2 separate regions of the Homo sapiens genome follow, and region 1 is linked to region 2. A link is an interaction called in ENCODE POLR2A ChIA-PET data of the cell type or tissue named here. Cell type or tissue: A673. All regions are shown on one strand. Links, peaks and the distances in the headings refer to the core of each region. The heading gives the core; the rest is flanking DNA. Region 1 has its middle 52 kb from the start of KLF5. Region 2 overlaps PIBF1 (progesterone immunomodulatory binding factor 1).

Region 1 (2,921 bases), core at 189-2,688, 110 kb before region 2:
TGGGAAGCAGAGATTGCAGTGAGCCGAGATTAAGCCACTGCACTCCAGCCTGGGCAACAAGAGTAAAACTCCATCTAAAAAAAAAAAAAATAGTCGTAGGGAAGTCGACTCAAAGGTTTGGGAAATTTAATCCCTGTGTTCACATGAACATCGGCAGTTTTTCAATCCTGGCTCTTCTATTTACCAACTGTTTGAAAGGTATTATTAACCTCTGAACCTCAAGTGTCAATTTCTTTATCTCTCAAATGGGGCTAAGAATTCCAGCTTACAAGGAGCCTCTACTTTAGATAGAAAGTGGGGGGGGGATCTATAATCATGTGTTATTATTATATTTATATAAAATTTATGCAATATAAATATTATGCAGGCTTTTGTCAGAACTAAATGAGATACTTTATGTGACACGCTCAGTGCCCTACACATCCCCAGAAGTCAACAAATGTCAGAAATACACATGTATATTATTCCATCAAAAGCTGAGAAAATTGAGGGAAATGTAATTATAGCCTTCTAGAATATGAAGGGTTTTGAAAGAAAAGATGATAACTGTTTTCCATGTTCACAGAGGAGATAACCAAAAAAAAAAAAAAAAAGGATTTAAATTAATGTGATAGGAGTATCAGAGGTTGGAATACATTTCAGAGAGTTGGAAGCGGGGGCAGGTTATTAAATGAGAAGAGATTGCTGTCTCTTTGGACACATTTTAGAGAAGGCCTTCGTAAGGCAGGGGGGATAGATTCCTTCTAGGACTAAGACGATAGGATTCTGTGAATATATAAGTTGGTATTTGCCAATAAAAACTTCCTCCTGTGTGGCCCTTTTTATCCAATAATGATTTCCTGGTCTACTTTGGCTGCCAAATGTATCCAAAATGTAATCAGTGTGTAGATTCATAAGTGAAATTGCAAGCTTTAGAAATCATGGCTAATGCTCTAATCATTTGTAGTAGAGTTTTAAAGCCAGCCAGTGTTTAAGGGGTATTGGGTTTTAAACTCAGCTGTAGTTTTGTTTTAACCTTTTCTCCTTCCAAAGCCTCAGATTTCAGCAAGAATCCTCTTCCTCAAGCACTTTCTTTTCTCATTAGAATTACTCCCAATTTCATCTTGAGTCAAAGTAAAATTTCACAACTCTGGGCCTCCAGGGTATCAACCAAATCAAACCACTCCCGCTACAACCTAATTCTCTTACACTTTTTCTAACCAGGAAAAACTACTAACCTCTGTTAATCCCCGCATCAAGAGCATCAGCTGCTCGGCCTTAACGCTTTGAGATGCCGAAGTAGAGACAGGCTGACCTGGCAGAGTCCAGCCAGGTGAGGCAAGGAAGGACCCAGCAGCAGGCAGCAGAAACTGGACTTCCAGGCACTAGGTTCTCTCTGGAACTAATTTGCCTGTGACCTAAACCTTCCCACTTTGAATGTGCAAGTCCCTGAATCTAGTTTGTCAGGCTGATAGCTGCCTCCTGTGTCTGCTTCTCTTATTTTCTGCTTTTGCTTAACCCCAGTCCTAACCTCTGGCTCTCTAGCAGTCCCTGGAATACCCTCACTTCCAGTCCTGATGGCCCCCTGGTATTCCTGATTTTGGAGCTTAGCATGGCTAGGAAGGAAGATTTCACGCCAGCATTTTCCAAATGCCTTCTGCACGACGCCAGTGTAGACATGCTCCTCAGACTAAATTCTCTTACAGATTCACTATGTGCAATAGCCCCATAAAGGTCTAGGACACCCTAGAGGACACCATAGAGGTCTAGAAATTAAGGGAGAGAAAATGACCTGTTTTTAAGTTTGTCTAACCCAGGGTTTTCCTGGCTAGATTGAATGGCTATTCTTTGGCCAAAATGTCTACTTCTCCCACATTAATCTCTTCCATCTAAATAGTGATTTAGGATTCATACGGGGCTCAAACCTTGGCTCTAAGACATACCACCTCTGGGTCCAAGTCACAAGTTCACCTCCTCAACCACAGTTTCCATATCAGAAAATCAATGCTAACATGAATTTATATCAGTATCACCTTGGGTTGTTATGAGAATAAGATGCCTTTCCAGCATGTAGTAAGCTCTCATTTAACGCTCTATTTTTACTTATTTCTCTCCATGACCACCACAATCCTTCTAGATAAAGTTCTACCCACTCTAGATTACTGTATCCAATTCCAGCCAGCCTCCCTGCTTCGGGTGTCTTTTCTGCTCCAGTGATTCCTGCATACTGTTGCCAAAGAATCATTACAAAATACTGCTTTTCTCAGGTCCTATGTTCTTTTCTTTTTTTGTTTTGTTTTGTTTTGTTTTGTTTTTGCTTTGTTTTGTTTTGTTTTTTTGAGATGGGTCTCGCTCTGTCACCCAGGCTGGAGTGCAGAGGCATGATCTCCACTCACTGCAACCTCTGCCTCCTGGGTTCAAGCAATTCTTGATTCCCAGGTCCAGCTACTCGTTTCTGCCTCCCGAGTAGCTAGGATGACAGGCACCCGCCACTATGTCCGGCTAATTTTTGTATTTTTAGTAGACACGGGGTTTCGCCATGTTGGTCAGGCTGGTCTCGAATTGCTGACCTCAGATGATCCTCCCACCTCAGCATCCCAAAATGCTGGGATTACAGGCATGAGTCACTGCACCCGGCTGAGTCCCTGTGTTCTGAAGTCTTTAAAAATAAGTGGGCCAGGTGCAGTGGCTCCATGCCTGTAATCCTAGCACTTTAGGAGGTCAAGGTGGCAAGATTGCTTGAGCACAGAAGTTTGAGATCAGCCTGGGCAACATAGCAAAGTGCATCTCTACAAAAAAATTTAAAAATTCACCAGGCATGATGACATATGCCTGCAATCCCCGCTACTGGGAGGCTGAGGTAGAAGGATCGCTTGAGCCTGGAGTTTGAGGTTACAGCGAGCCATGATTATACCACTGCACTCCAGCCTGGGTGACAAAGT
Region 2 (2,921 bases), core at 322-2,821:
TCACTGCATAACCTTATCTGGAGGTACTGGGGAAATCTTATTGTTACTCATGTACTGATTGATTATAGCCGGTATTCCAGAAAATCACAATCAGGTTACCAAGCTAAAGCTAGAAATGCAGAAGGTCAGGGTCAGAAGGAATAGTGCCACTGCCTGGAGCAGAGTAGGATCAGAAAGGCAGATCAGAGAGTGCTGACAGGCTTTAAGTATTCAGCTGTATCTTGTGGTTTTCATCTGACCCTATTTCCCATTAATGTGTATGTATTCAATCTGCTTTCTTCCTATAGATTATAATAGACACAGCATAGTGTCTGCCACAATCTCTGCCCACTCTCTGAGCAAAACCTGCCTAGCCATAGCCCTTAATAAACAGTCCTCGGCAGCTGTATTTGGAACTGTGTGACTCCTGCTCACCATTAAGGGCAGCCATTCTGTAGGCTGGGTAATAAGCTTAGGAAGTCTTGCCAAAAAGGGGTATCACCCAACAAGAATTAGCTATGCCAATTAGATTGTTAGTCTTGGAAAATACAGGGAGAACTACATTATAAGAGAGTAGATGCAGAAAGGATGTACAGAAACCTGTTTCAAGACAAAGGGCTGTGAGCAAGTTAATGAGGAAGTGGAAAACATGAGTAAGCAGAAACTAGAGGAGAAACAAAGAGAAGCTGATGTACTACAGAGGAAAAGATGCATGGACTCAGCCGCCTTGTGTCCAGGCTAGTCAACTGAGCCATCCTGTTTTCTCCCGCCTGTCAGCTTAGTCTACATTACTGCCACACGTATCCTTAAAATAATTGTCCCTTATTTTATTTTATTTTATTTTTTGAGGCAGAGTTTCACTCTCTCGCCAAGGTGGTGAATGCAGTGGTGCCATCGCACCGACAATTCTCCTGCCTGTCTCCCAAGTAGCTGGGACTACAGGCGTGTGCCACCACACCCGGGTAATTTTTGTATTTTTAGTAGGGATAGGGTTTCACCATGTTGGCCAGCCTGGTCTTGAACTCCTGACCTCAGGTGATCCTCCCACTTTGGCCTCCCAAAGTGCTGGGATTAGAGGTGTGAGCCACCATGTCTGCCCAATTGTCTCTTATTTGATCTAAACTGCAACTTTCATTTTTTTAAAAAGGGAGGTTGAATTATATAATCACTAAAAAATCTCTTTCATCCTATTAATCTTCAGTAGCATTATCTGCATGTATAATAAAATGACTGAGATCAGAAGTTCTCATATTTGACTATTATATTCAACTTGGGAGTTAAAAAAATTAAGATTCTGGGGACTCACTGAATCAGAATATCAGAGAAAATCTTTCTGGTTTTGAGTCTCTATGTTTAGCAGATAAAAATCATGTTTCTCCTGAGAAATGAAAGCATGATTGAGAAACCATTTGAAGTAAAATGGAATATTTAATAATGTTACTCCTATTTTAATTCTCTTGCCTTTTAATCTTGATTCTTATTATTTGTTAAAATATATAGTTTTCAATATTTCCTAATTTATTTTCTCTATTTTTAAAAATTGGCACATAATAACTGTACATATTTTTGGTATTTTACCTTTTAATCCAAATTTTTCTTATTTCTTTTTCTTTAATTTCTGTGCACATATATTTTTAGCTAACAATGCATTTCAGTTTATGTTAATTGATTTCACACTTTATGAGGAATTACAGTAAAATATACTATCATCTATAAGATAGGTAATATACACATTTAGAAAATGGATTAATGCAAATCCTTCAAGGTCTTTTCATGAAACATATTTGTGGAATCTACTCATTTCATAAATGTAAAAGGAAAAAATTAACTAAAATACATTTAGTAAGAATCAGGAATATTAAAATTATGAGTTTTAAAAATTGTACTTACAAAGAGTGTTGGTTTAGGTGTAAATATATTGTCTTCATGCTCTTTAGGCACATTCAAAGTCTTTGATTTCTGATTTTCTGTCACATGTTTTGGTTCTGTTTTAGTGAGAAGTAAGCTGTTCTCAGAATGTTTACTATGCATCTTAACGAGAATCTGTTTCATTGCTGCCAATTCCTGTTGATATATGAAAACAGAAGAAAGTAGCAAGAGTGATTTTAGCAAGCAGACTAATAATGATTAATATTAAAATATTTTTAAGTAGAAGAAACAATTATACTACACACATAAGTTGTGAAAATAAAATAGTAATTAGAATCATGCACATGAATCTTTTGATCATTAATACTCATTTAATATAACTGACAATTACAACATTCTATAGTCTAGTGGTTTCCACGTTTTTCTGCACACTGAAATCACCTGTGGAGCTTCAAATATTGCCAGTGATGACTGTGTCCCAACCCCAGAGACTGTGAGATAATTGATGTGGTGTGGCCTGGGCTTTGGAATTTTTTTTTTTTTTTAGATAGGATCTCACTGTCACCCAGGCTGGAGTGCAGTGGTGTGGTCTCGGCTCACTGCAGCCTCTACCTCCTGGGCTCAAGCCATCCTCCTGCCTCAGTGCCTGAGTAGCTGGGACTACAGGCGCATGCCACCACGCCCAGCTAATTTTTTTGTATTTTGGAATTTTTGAAGATCTCAAGTGATTCTAATAGACAGACAAATTTGGGAACCACTGGCATAGCTACCTTCCACTGTAGATGCTCCACATATATTCGCTGAGTAGACTATTTAAGCATTTAACTTTTTCTCTTCTTCTTTTAAACTGTCGCATTTCCTTTGAATTCTTATATAAAGATGGTAGAGAAAAAGAATCCAATCTTGGCTACTAGTCAGCAGTTAAACAGTAAGTTTAATACAGATTCAGGATTTCTTTAGCTGTATTATCCCTTATCCTTTTACAAATGATAAGTGGGGTTGGCTTCAGTTGCCCTTTGAACTAAGAATTAATTGTGATGAACTTTTTGAAGAGATCAAAAATTTCACCCGTT

Evidence for each region. Peaks named below come from ENCODE experiments on the same cell type or tissue, not always from the same donor. Only the 100,000 strongest peaks of a DNase experiment are listed, where the experiment ranks them.
Region 1: POLR2A ChIA-PET joins it to region 2 with 5 read pairs; 2 of 35 experiments call an interaction of 5 or more read pairs at or near these places.

What each region holds. Positions count from the first base shown.
Region 1 is chr13:73,109,392-73,112,312 of GRCh38, reverse strand. No RefSeq gene overlaps it. Among named protein-coding and RNA genes, the nearest start is that of KLF5, 52 kb to the right of the region's middle. In A673, for the core only: no CTCF peak of the experiment used is centred there; no DNase peak of the experiment used is centred there; H3K27ac peaks cover 542 bases.
Region 2 is chr13:72,997,944-73,000,864 of GRCh38, reverse strand. PIBF1 (progesterone immunomodulatory binding factor 1) reads right to left here. Exons shown (of 18, transcript NM_006346.4): 17 at 1,870-2,043. Among named protein-coding and RNA genes, the nearest start is that of KLF5, 60 kb to the left of the region's middle. In A673, for the core only: no CTCF peak of the experiment used is centred there; no DNase peak of the experiment used is centred there.